Linked DNA regions of Homo sapiens: all the other regions are linked to region 2. A link is a contact called in ENCODE Hi-C or POLR2A ChIA-PET data. All regions are on one chromosome and are shown on one strand. The core of a region is the stretch at or near the end of the contact, and the rest is flanking DNA. Distances in the headings are between cores, read along the strand shown. Region 1 has its middle 8.8 kb from the start of LINC00309. Region 2 overlaps SPRED2 (sprouty related EVH1 domain containing 2). Region 3 overlaps PELI1 (pellino E3 ubiquitin protein ligase 1). Region 4 has its middle 13 kb from the start of MIR4433A.

Region 1 (2,956 bases), core at 52-2,551, 1.2 Mb after region 2:
ATTAGCTGGGCCTGGTGGCGGGCACCTGTAGTCCCAGCTACTCAGGAGGCTGAGGCAGGAGAATGGCGTGAACCCAGGAGGCGGAGCTTGCAGTGAACCGAGATAGCGCCACTGCACTCCAGCCTGGGCGACAGAGCGAGACTCCGTCTCGACAAAAAAAAAGAAAAAAATCAGGGGTTCTATCACTATGGAAGAAAAGAACACATATTAGGGGACCAATAGCAGTCTCTGCATTTTGATTGTTCATTTTTAGAATACATAAGGCTCTTAAGCTAGAATAGTTTCTTATTTATTTTTAATTGACAAAAATTGTGTATATTTATGGGGTACAATGTGATTGTTTGATCTATGAATACATTGTAGAAAGAGTCAATCAAGCTAATTAACATATCCATCACCTCATCAACTTACCAATTTTTTTGTGGTGAGGATGTTAGAAAGCTATTCTTTTAGCAATTTTGAAATATACAATACATTGCACTGAATGGTGACCACAGTTAAAAGAGTTTCTTTTTAATACAGAAAGAAAAAGAGTAGTCATCATCAAGTAACAGAGTTTAAAAATACAACTCATGTTTTATACCCACATAATTGAAATTGAAATACATTAAAGTAACAGAAAAAATATACAAAACACTGCCATTGTTTACTTATGTCATGTGTGGCCTTCAAATAAAGGCAATTTTGTGTCATAGTGAGGAGCTATCTGCCAGACAGTGACAACCAGTTCATGTCACTTTTGACAAAACTCTGTGTAAATTCTGTAGGTTTGTGGTATAAAAGGAGACAGATTAACATTCCTTTAATTCAGTCTCAGTCTTAGAAACATGAAATGCTGAAAAGTTATTTTTTAAGCCCAGGAATCTTCTCCCACCCATTAAGCTATCAAAATGGAAATGTCCAAAATGACCAGGTGTGTTTGCTCAACGAAAAAAAAAAGTGTTTCAGTTCTGCTTACTGCAATGACAGCTTGTAAAGCCTTCATCAAAGGAGGCTTTACAAGTTACAAAGCAAGCCTTTGTAACTTGCTTTTTCAAATTATGATTAATGGGCCTACTCTTTTCACAGCCAGTTTCCGATGGAAAGAAGATTCAAGTAATATTCTCCATGCTACTGTGGTCTGTTCTTAGTGGTGACTACTACAAGCCTGACTCAGTCAATTTAGATTTAGAAAAAATAATAAAGCTCCAGTCTCATGCCTGTGAATGAATGGGGAGTAGAGAAAGGGATTTTTTTTAGTACCTGAAAAGTTCCAGCAAAACTAAGCTTCATTGCTGAGGGTGTGTCAGCTGTTCAGGGCAACACCCTTCCTGCAGTTCGGGAGTACAAGAGCACAGACGTCAAGTATTATTTGGTGACAAGAATAGAACATTATTCTGAGCAAAAAAGTGTTATTCAAATTCTACCAAAGCACACAGATGCTGTGACATGGTAATTATTCTAAGAGTGATTAATTTAGAAATTACCTAACCTTTTTGGTTTCTATTTTCGATGACATTTGTAATCTAAATGAGCAACAAACCTGTGCCTCTCCAGCTTTTACATCAAACTCCAAACCTGATTTCCACTTTTATTTTAGGATCAGCAACTCATTTATTAGCGTCAGTCTGTATCTCAGAGATATAAGGCCATTCTAGGGCCAGGTGATCTGCAGACAAGGAATGGAGAAGTAAGAGAAATTACTGCTATCGTTTTCGAGCAAAGCAGGAGAGTAACACATCACCATTTGACTGTCCCCTTCCTCTCCCGTGCTGCCCCTAGAGATCTGAGCAGAAGAGGAGGTCATAGAATGGCTGATCTTTGCTGAGGGTTGGGACTTTGGCCTCTTCTTGTGAATCAACAAAATAATCAATCCAGCATTGGTTGTACTTAATTAAGTTTTAGATCCTCAGCAGATCTGCTTATTAATCCATTCTTTTGCAATAATTTTTCTAGCATCTGCCTCTACTGGGCTCTGTGTTAAACTACGGGTATACACAGAATCATCAGAAAGGGGCCCCATTCTCAAAGAACTTACCATCCAGTGATACTGGTATTAGTTTCAGTTATAGGAATAAGCAGCATGCATTTAGGAAATGACTGACAGGAAATATGTACAAATGATCATAATGGTTAGATGAAATTATGGGTAATTTTTAAAACTTCCCCAAATTCCTACAATGTTATCATATTCCTATAATTATATTCATCTAATGGTTTGAATTTAAAAATACAACAGTAATCTCAAGCCCTAGTATTGAAATTGAGTGATGAATTTTTATTTCTTCAAATAAAACTACTTTAAGTAATATAACCTCCATTATAAATTGTAAAAGTTACTTTTTATAAACAGACGTCAACTATTTAATCATAACACAGATTCTATCTATCATAGCATAACACAGTTATTACAGCAAATCCACTTAAGTCTTCCTGGGACAAGGGAAAAGGGCATAGGTGAAAACCACAGAATAAAATATCTTGGACTATTTTAGGCCTTCCAATGAGGGCAGTGAGATGAATGGCCCTTTTTAACCTCTATACAAACCATGTTGTCATTTACCATGCACCTATGATGTAGTGGCTAGGCTTACCAGAAAACACTCTTAAGCAGCCTCAGAAATGTTGAGTCATTCGTACATGTAATCTACCTCATAATACTGAGAAAAGTACTTGAAATGTCTCAAAAAGAGAAGCATTAGTACAAACTTGTAACAGCTACAGTGGTCATCAGACCCGGACCAACTGTAGTCAATGGTTTTACCCACAAGCCAACTTGTGAGTCAGAATCCCACTTGTTTTCAGCTGAAAACACAGGTGATAGGAATTCAAGCCCTCTACCCAGTGCTATGAACACTGTGAGTACTCTCCAGATGGGAGCTATGGGTATTGTCCTTCAAAGATACAGAATAAATGTTGAGGTGTCGTTTTGACCATGAAACCTGATCAGTTCTATGCTTTAGCTACATGCCTTTCT
Region 2 (2,879 bases), core at 369-2,868:
CCTACAAATTTCAACTAATGCAATGAAAACATAATAGCAGCTTTTCAACTGTTATTATTACCAGAAAGAAAAATATTTTAAAATGCTATTGTGGTTTTGGTGAGGGAACATTTTTCATGCCCTGTTGTTTGAGAGTAGAATTCAGTGCACCCTTTCTGGAAAGCAGTTTGGTAACCTGTAATACTTCTTTTAAAAAAAAATTCATCCTCTTGTCTAAAAATTTCTCCTCTAGAAACTTAAAGATAATAGTCAAGTGAAAACACATTTATGGGCAGTGTTTAAAGTTTTGTGAGTGAAACTGTTGATAAGAACCTATTACAATGGTTAAGCCACCTGGAACATTCTATTGATATATTATGCAGCCTTGGAAAATAGTACTTTTAAGGAATGTTAATAAGATGGGCAATACAAAACTGAATGAAAATCCAATACAGAATTCTGCCTACATAACATGATCCAAATTTTGCCTAAAGTTTGCCTAAAACGTGCATAGCAAAAGAATTTCGGGAACTACACCAGAATGTTAGCATGGGTCCATCATTTCTGAGCTGTGGTGTTACTGGCATGACTCTTGTTTTTCTTGTTTATTCTTTTATGTTATATTAAGGTGACCACCTGTTCCCGTTGGCCTGGTACTGCCCTGGTTTTAGCACTGGAAGTCCTACTCTGGACAATTAATGATTCGTGTGTGTGTGTGTGTGTGTGTGTGTGTGTGTGTACACATTAAGGTGAGGTTGTGCCCATTTGAAAGGAAGGGCCAAAGATAAAGTGACAAGCTCATGGGGCCTGTGTGGTAGTCAGGCAGTAGATTTTTTTTTTTTTTTTTGAGATGGAGTCTCGCTCTGTCACCCAGGCTGGAGTGCAGTGGCATGAACCTGGCTCACTGCAGCCTCTGCCTCCCAGGCTCAAGCGATTCTCCCACCTCACCTGCCCAAGTAGCTGGGACTACAGGCATGCACCCCCACACCCAGCTAATTTTATTTTGCATTTTTTGTAGAGACGGGGTTTTACATGTTGCCTAGGCTGGTCTCAAACTCCTGAGCTCAAGTGATCCACTACCTTGGCCTCCCAAAGTGCTGGGATTACAGGCATGAGCCACTGTGCTTGGCCCAGGGAGTAGATTTTCTGATGATAAAATTAACGTGACTTGTTCTAGAAAATACAGGGAAAGAGTAAATGTGCAAAGACTTAAATAGCATTTACATGTAGCCCACAGTGCTCTAAATGCTTTTGGTGGTTCACAGTTTAATCATCATAACCCTATGAACTAGATACTGTTGTTGCATCCCCATTTACAGAGGCATAGAGACATGGAGTAATTCACCCATAGCCACACAGCCCTTGACAGAATCTGGATTTGAACTCAGGCAGTTCGGATCCAGAGTCTGGGCCATTGACCACCTCCTGCATCTCTGTAGATCCCCGACTCCAGCCTCTCCTCTTGCTGCCTCTCTCAACAGTAACGATGCTGTTACTCCCCACGCCAAACCTCTGGGCTGGCCAGGCTCACTCCAGTCCCACAGTCATTGCCAGGACTGCCTTTGACCTTACACAGAGGAAACATCTTCCACCTGTCGGGAGGGAGCCGGGGCGGGGATTTCCATGGCAGAGTTACTGTTCTCTGGTGATAGAGTTCTTTCAGTTTTGCTACATGGTCTTGTGGCAAAGGACTGGGTGCAGGTGCAGCCTTGGTTATTTCTGGAAACACTTCTCCTTTTCTTTTATTTTGCCAGGTCTGGCTCATCAGTCACCTTCCTCTCAGAAAGGTGATTTTGGCTCCTCTGCCCAGACCATCAAACATTTCTGGAGGTGTCACAAGCTTCCGTGAGGGTTCTGGTCTCTGCGAATTGCAGGAAGAATCCAAACATAGGAAAGGGGTGATGTGTATCAGGGTGTCCATCCTCAGCTTTGCTCCACAAAGACCCTCACACTTGCACATTGTTTTGTTAACAGTATTATCTCTGAGTAGTGGGTTTATTGTTTTTGCTTACCTGTTTTAAACACTTCTTCAACAAACTTGCTTTACTTTCCATTTTTTAAAAGTGTATTTCAATTTTTTATTAATAATGCCATTTTACTCCTGCAAAATTTCTCACTCCTTCAAAGTCTGTGTATGGCAAAGATCTTCCTAACCATCATTCAAGTTAGAGCAACTCCATTTCTGTATCAAAAAGAAATACCTTTAGTTATTGTCTGAACTTGTCAGAATTTCTGAGAACGATGCCAGAAATTCTATAATTGTTTTGTCACATTAATTGAACAATGAGAGGGCACCAGCATTCCTCACTCATGAGGTAGAAGCACCACATCTACATTTCTTTTTAGCTATGGGTGATGTTTTTGCTTTTAAATCTTAGAAATCTGTTAATAAACAAATAACACAACAAAGTTTGGGGTACTTCCTTGTGGGGACTGGGATGCTTAAGCTAAAACAAAGTTTAAATTTGGACTGTGTGTGTTATGTTTCGCAGAATCTATATGTTTCTCAAAAGTGGGTGTCACCCTCCTTCCTCCCCCAACACACCCTTCAGGGGTAAGAGGAGAAGTAATGTAGAAAAATTAACTGTTTCTCCACTGTAAAAGTAGGGTGTCTTTAGAATGTTTCATGTTCAAAGGAAAGATTGTGCTTCTCCCAAGGCAAGGTGTTCCCTTAAAAAAAAAAAAAAAAAAGGTTGAGCATGTCTTTGTATTGCTGTCTCTGGAAGAGGAAATGAGGCATCTCTTGGGGTGAGAACAAGGGAGAATTGAACTCTCGGGCCTGGCCAGATGGATTCCTCACACTGGCACAGAGCTGTGAAGGGAAGGGCCTTTCATCCTCCAGAGGAAAGAGGGCTGGGGTCTCAGAGGCCAGAGCATAGGGACAGGCAGGAGTCCTGCAG
Region 3 (3,031 bases), core at 487-2,986, 1.3 Mb after region 2:
TTTGTCGTTGGTCACTACCAGGAAATGGTTGACAAATACAATGAACATTGAGGAAGTGACAAAGGTTCAGATAATCTCAGCACTACTCATAATTGAATAGTTGTTACTAATCTATGCTGAAGTATAACTTTTTTACAGTTTATTTTACATGTGAATACATTCTAGTCTTCTAAATGGTCCTGTAATAGGGTCTTTTAGTCTGTTTAGGAATTAGCCCCATTCTACCTTGTCTAGGGTGTGGAGTAATGACATTAGAAAATCTGGACCACTTTACCTCTGGTAGCTTCAGTTTCTCCATTTATAAAATGGGGACAAATGATTGTACTTTATAGTTGTAATAGAAATTAAATGGGGTAATGTATGTTGAGTTAACATGTGGATCTCAGTCCTAGCTCTGCCAGAGTTCTTTGGCCTTCAGTCACTGGGCTTTTCTGACCTACTCAGTTCCCTTATCTGGAAAATAGAGTTCAGACTTTCCTACCCAATTCACAGGGCTATTATGGGGGTCAAATAAAATAATCTTACGTGAAAGCATTTGGCTAATTACCATTCTATGCAAGTTCAAGATAGACCTTACCCCAAGGTTGATTCAAATTGACACCCTCTGTTGACCTAAAAGAATTCTCCCATGCTTGCCAAAACCTGCTTTTAATTTTTCTAAATATGGGCCCCTTAGTCCAGAAGATACTTATCTAGCCTCCAAAGATTTGCCTTTCTCTAAACAGCAGGCTACCCAGCAGTAGCCTTATAGCTACTTCTGTGGCCACTCCAGCTCTAGTCGCTTTCCTTCAACCATTTGAGAGAGGTAGCCACAATATTAAAATATTTTAAATGTACAGAAACATTAATCATTAATTGCCATCAAGGCAAGATTCTCATTCTCACTCTCAGCCCCTATCAATTCTAGTAAAATACTGAAACTACACCCGCCTTCAACTACACGGCCTTTACTAACACAAGTCTTAGTATAAATAACCTTTTATTATCAGTATCAGTATAATGTTAGTAAGCAAACATTAAGTACCTTACTGTGTGCCAAGAAGTATGCCAAAAAAAGGGGAAATTTCCATCCTAAGAACAATGTATGTTGTCTTCAAGATTAGAGCAGTGGTTCTCACAAGGTAGGGGAGTGAGTAGTGGGGAGATAGGAAGTTGAGGCATTTTTAAAGTCACAACTAGAATGTTCTACTGGCATCTAGGTAGAACAGAAAGGCCAGAGATACTGCTGAACCCCCTACAATGCACAGGCCAGTGCCCCACAATGTCAAAATGTCAGTAATGCCCAAGTTGAGAAGCCCCAGTTAAAGGAACAAATACTGTCCCTAGGAAAGATGTTAACTCCTTTTCCATCAGGATGAAATAAGTTATCCCTGTAGGTGATATACTATCAGCATGCTATTTGGCTTCTCTAAGAGAGGAGGGTGGGAATTTACACAGGTGGTGTCCTGTATCTTGGGAAGGGGAACATAGACTTCACTTCCTCCACTGCTGTGTTGAGAAGCTAAAAGACACTAGCAGAAAGTAGTAACCTCCAACTACTACTGCACACCATTATTTCTCCTTTTATGTAAAAATGCTATGTGTTACTCCTGCTGGTTGCAAAAGAATGAAGAAGGTGATTAAATTTTCACTCTTATCAAGAAACTGCTATGAATTAAACTCCAGTCATCAGCTGAATTGGTTTCATAAAATGGTTCCACCGCAAACATACTAAAGCAGTTCTTTCTGTTTGAGTCATCCTTTTGAAATCAGCCACAAGGAAACTCTAGTATAGATGGAAATCTGTTTTATCTGAGATAATATATGCAGTCCACATTGTTTTTCATCATAAAAAAATGTTATAACATTTTCATGTTTTAAAACATTTTCCTTTTTTTCTCAGTACCCCATTATGCCTACCCACTTGCCCACTAAAATAGAAGTGCTCAGAAGATATGTAAACAATCTGCATAAGATTTGTTTTGTCCCTTGCTTAGTATTTGTTTTGCTTTTTTTTTTAGGGCAGGAATTTTGTACTTGTGTTTAGTAGGTAGTAAGCAAAAGGCTGTGTGTGATGTAAATAATGAAAGAAAACATTTGTTAGGTTGAGAGACAAAGATTGATTTCTCAGTTTTTCTTCTTTAGGTGAAACTGACAGATATTATACAAAGTCTTTCCTTTGGGAAGACTTGATATGAAAATAATTGTATTTCACTGGCCCTTAAAAAGGAAATGATTAGAATGTTTAACAGTCAAATTAATAATACTATTCCTAATAAATACATATTTTATGAGTAACTTTTCATGTTCTCCCAGCCCACAAAGAAAATAACACTATTCCAGAATATGTTTATTTTAAAATTTTTTTTTAACTCTGGAAGTTTAGTTCCTGCTAATGAGAGCAACATGCTTTCGAGTATCAAGCAAAGTTTCAAAGTAATAGATAAAATAGAAGACAGTTTTATTAGGAAGATTTTCTTTAGCATTTCTTCTAGTCTTGAGTAGAATTAATGGTGCTATTTCATGTTCTTGGTGCTAGATAACATTGGGATAGGGCTGAATACATGAGGTCAAACTAACTTAATTGAAGACCAACAAATGAAGCCAGTAATCGAGACATTCGGATGTTTTTTATGTACATACTCATTTAAAGTTCTCAAGTACATGACTTCAGGAATTTTTTTTTTTTTTTCTTTTTTTTTGAGACAGAGTTTCTCTCCGTCACCCAGGCTGGAGGATCACAGCTCACTGTAGCCTCAAACTCCTGGGCACAAGTGATCCTCCCACCTCAGCTTTCTGAGTAGCTGGGGCTATAGGTGCATGCCATGACATTTGGCTAATGTTTTCTGTTTTTACTTTTTTTTTTTTAAATCTTTTGTAGAGACGGGAGTCTTACTATGTTGCGCAGGCTGGTCTCAAACTCCTGGCCTCAAGTGATCCTCTCACCTTGGCCTCCCAAAGTGCTGGGATTACGGGCATGAGCCACCATGCCCAGCCTAGGAATTCATTTTGAAGAATTCTTTTACTCAGATTTTAAAATATAGAGAGAATA
Region 4 (2,990 bases), core at 486-2,985, 1.1 Mb after region 2:
CTTCAGTTCTTGTGGGCTTTTCATTTTTTTTTTCAGAGTTAAATCATCTTGGAAAACAGCTTTTCCAATAAAGACCCAGTGGCCAGGACTGCTGGATGCACTTTCTTTAAAGGTGGCGGGAAACGCAGAAGCAGGAAGGTCCAGGACGGCATCCATCCTGTGCAAGGAGAAGGTCCTAAAAGGCTATTTCCTCTGCTACCAACTAAGAAAGATGGACGTTTGTAGCTGGGCACGGAGGCTAATCATCCGTAATAGTCTGGCAGTGCTAATGCATTCAGGGGAGAGCAATTAATGCCTGTTGGGGAACATCAGGACAGAGCTTAGAGTCTTGCAGCCTCTGGCAAAACCAGTTTGAAAACCTCAGGCTCCATTTCTAGTTTAGGGTGTCTCCACCTGGCTTGGCAAACTCTGTGCCTCTGCAAGAGGGAAGAAATAGCTTCCTAAGTGAGGCTTGGGAGGAACAAAGGCCTCATTAGGATCAATCACTTATTCCAAGTACACATTCCCAAGAATCTCTATTGATGATCTCAGATACAAATGAAGTAGTAATTAAGGATGTAATGCAAATGATCTTCAGCTTAGTAACTCTCTGTAATTGAAATTTACTAAATTAAGTCTGAGATTTTTGAAACTAGGCCTTTAAAAAAAAATTCCCCGGTTATAATTACCCCTTCTCCTCCCTCCTACCCACCCTTCAGTAATGTAATTAGTTTAAAATAAGATCCGTGGTAGGGCTGATGATGCGCTGCCTACTGAAATGCTGGCCTCCTATCAGCAATCCCCAGGGAGTGAAGAGAACAGGGGCTCGCATCAGTCAGAAAGGCCACTGTCGTGTTACCAAATATAGGACAAGGAAACCGGACACAGAGCTTGTGATACCGACTGTGCTGGGCGGGAGAGATTTCTCAGCTCTCCCTTCTGTTTCTTTCCCCTCTGCCCACAGACCTGGGATAAGCTATGGACCATTCAGAGAAAGAAGGGAATAGACTGGAGTAGGAGAGGAATTGGAATGTTTAGGGGGTGCTGAGAAGGCCCCTGACAGGAGAGACAGAGGGCTTGGGCAGATCAGAAACCTGGCTGTTTTCTCAGAGGCCAGAGTGCTAAATCTCCATCAGTAATAGCCCTGCGACTCGTCCAAATCCTGTCCTCTGCCACCTGATAGGACCACCCCTGGCCTTAGCTCATTTCTCCTGATATGCCCCAGCAGAGGGCAATGCCCGCTAAGCTCAGCCTGCCCAGAACCCAAGAGGAGCCGTGTGGGCAGAGAAGGGGCCCCAGCAGGCGCTCCAGCCTCCCCGTTCTTTTCCCCAGTTTGGTTTTTGTCCCAAAGTGGGACAAAGAAAGAGGATTGAACATTGTCCTGGGTATGTTTGATCTTCTAGAAGAGCATATTGGCCTATTTCATTTAATTCAGATGAAAAGACCAGCTTGTCTTTGAGATCACACTCTAATTTCATCAGAGCTGTCATGTGAGAACAGAAGAGAAGCTACCCACAGCCTTCCTCCTTCCCTTCCCCACTCCTCCCCTCGCTCACCCCCACCCTCCCAGCCCACGGCTTCCTGAAACTGTTAGATCAACACAGAAACACCTGAAGCCCATTGACCCTCACAAGGCAAAAGCCAAAGGCTGCCAGGGCCATCTTAAGATGCCGCACGAGAACAGCAGCTCCCTGGCAGGCAGCACAGACCTGAAAGAAAATGCGTTCTCCCACTGGCCCCCAGCCTTTGAAAACTGCGTGTGCGCACGCGCCTGCTTTCTGTCATCCATTCACATCACCACTGTTAGAAACTTCCATAAATGCTCAACTGAAGCGCTTCTGTCAGAGACAAGCAGCAGAGTTGTTTCTGGAGAGCACAGCAGGTGTATGTTCCATTCGCAAATCAGATGGAAAACACAGACAATAGCAATCTTGTCTCTGAATAAGCCCTTGCTTAAAAGTTGCCCTTAGCTAATGTGGGCACGTTGACTGTTGGATCTTGGTGCCCAGTGTAGGGCCTGGCACGTGGTAGGTGCTTGATAAATATTAGCTGAGTGAATAAATGAATGACTCACTCTTCTTCAAAAACTTTCAGGAGCTTCTCAGTGGTATGGAAAAATGACATGATTCTAAAATCTGGTATTGGGGATCCTGCAATCAGATGCCTGCCTGCCTTGCCCGCCTGGTCCCATGTTGCCAGGCTGGAGTGCACTGGGCCGATCTCGGCTCACTGCAACCTCTGCCTCCCGGGTTCAAGCGATTCCCCTGCCTCAGCCTCCTGAGTAGCTGGGACTACAGGCACATGCCACCACACTTGGCTAATTTTTTGTATTTTAGTAGAGATGGGGTTTCACCACGTTAGCCAGGATGGTCGCGATCTCCTGACCTTGTGATCCGCCCGCCTCGGCTTCCCAAAGAGCTGGGATTACAGGCGTGAGCCACCACGCCTGGCCAAGACTCTGCCTTTCTAACAAGTTCCCAGACGATGCTGATGGTGCTGGCCCAGGACCACATCTTGCGCATATCACTCACCCTGCATCCCACCAGCTGGTCAAGGTCCTGCTCAGATGCTACCGTTTTTGTCAACAAAACTGGGCACACTAGCAAAAAATGCACCCCCTCCCCGCCCACTCACCTCACTGCTACACCCCTCTGTGCCTGCCAAGACACTTTGTATCTGAGCTATTTGGCTGTGTCTCCCTGACCTCAGGGGCCTAAAGTTCTCATGCCTTTCCCCGTACCCCACAGAATCTCATTTAGTGCAGCCGGGGACACGCTACCAGCTGGGGCAGATTCCGTTCCATTCACTGGGACCTTAAAGAACTTCAGACTCCTTGATGCAGCACTCAGCCCTGGGGGTCCAAAGATGCATGACGCCCAGAGACTGCCCTTGAGATGAACATCTATTTTCTGGGTTATATTCACTGCTCACTGAGCCCACTCTGCTGTCCTTCCAGCTGCTGGCCTGGGGCATGACTGACCTGAGCAGACCACGGGATGTCCTCCCTGATC

What was found. Hi-C counts contacts between places; a loop is a spot of excess contacts on that map. ChIA-PET counts read pairs that join two places held with the same protein, here RNA polymerase II (POLR2A). Pooled maps may share reads with other maps.
Region 1: a loop to region 2 is called in a pooled map, with 9 times the contacts of the local background. The contact joins two enhancer-like sites. A Hi-C loop is called at or near these places in 2 of 37 single-sample maps with no recorded cell type and 3 of 50 pooled maps.
Region 3: a loop to region 2 is called in a pooled map, with 6 times the contacts of the local background. The contact joins two enhancer-like sites. A Hi-C loop is called at or near these places in 1 of 37 single-sample maps with no recorded cell type and 2 of 50 pooled maps. POLR2A ChIA-PET finds 5 or more read pairs at or near these places in 2 of 52 experiments (HepG2 and activated T-cell).
Region 4: a loop to region 2 is called in a pooled map, with 5 times the contacts of the local background. The contact joins two enhancer-like sites. A Hi-C loop is called at or near these places in 2 of 37 single-sample maps with no recorded cell type and 3 of 50 pooled maps. POLR2A ChIA-PET finds 5 or more read pairs at or near these places in 1 of 52 experiments (GM12878).

Annotation. Positions count from the first base shown.
Region 1 is chr2:64,212,821-64,215,776 of GRCh38, reverse strand. No RefSeq gene overlaps it. Among named protein-coding and RNA genes, the nearest start is that of LINC00309, 8.8 kb to the right of the region's middle. Within about 2 kb of position 1,301, at least 15 of the 41 ENCODE cell types and tissues checked have a DNase peak (open chromatin) inside an H3K27ac peak, as active enhancers do.
Region 2 is chr2:65,389,035-65,391,913 of GRCh38, reverse strand. All of the region lies in intron 1 of SPRED2 (sprouty related EVH1 domain containing 2), which reads left to right. Among named protein-coding and RNA genes, the nearest start is that of SPRED2, 42 kb to the left of the region's middle. RefSeq lists enhancers at 1,324-1,443, 1,534-1,603, 1,654-1,813. Within about 2 kb of position 1,618, at least 4 of the 41 ENCODE cell types and tissues checked have a DNase peak (open chromatin) inside an H3K27ac peak, as active enhancers do; they include GM12878, where a contact is called at or near this core.
Region 3 is chr2:64,112,941-64,115,971 of GRCh38, reverse strand. All of the region lies in intron 1 of PELI1 (pellino E3 ubiquitin protein ligase 1), which reads left to right. Among named protein-coding and RNA genes, the nearest start is that of PELI1, 30 kb to the left of the region's middle. RefSeq lists an enhancer at 1,769-1,848. Within about 2 kb of position 1,736, at least 5 of the 41 ENCODE cell types and tissues checked have a DNase peak (open chromatin) inside an H3K27ac peak, as active enhancers do.
Region 4 is chr2:64,326,341-64,329,330 of GRCh38, reverse strand. No RefSeq gene overlaps it. Among named protein-coding and RNA genes, the nearest start is that of MIR4433A, 13 kb to the left of the region's middle. RefSeq lists enhancers at 1,293-1,452, 2,792-2,901. Within about 2 kb of position 1,735, at least 24 of the 41 ENCODE cell types and tissues checked have a DNase peak (open chromatin) inside an H3K27ac peak, as active enhancers do; they include GM12878, where a contact is called at or near this core.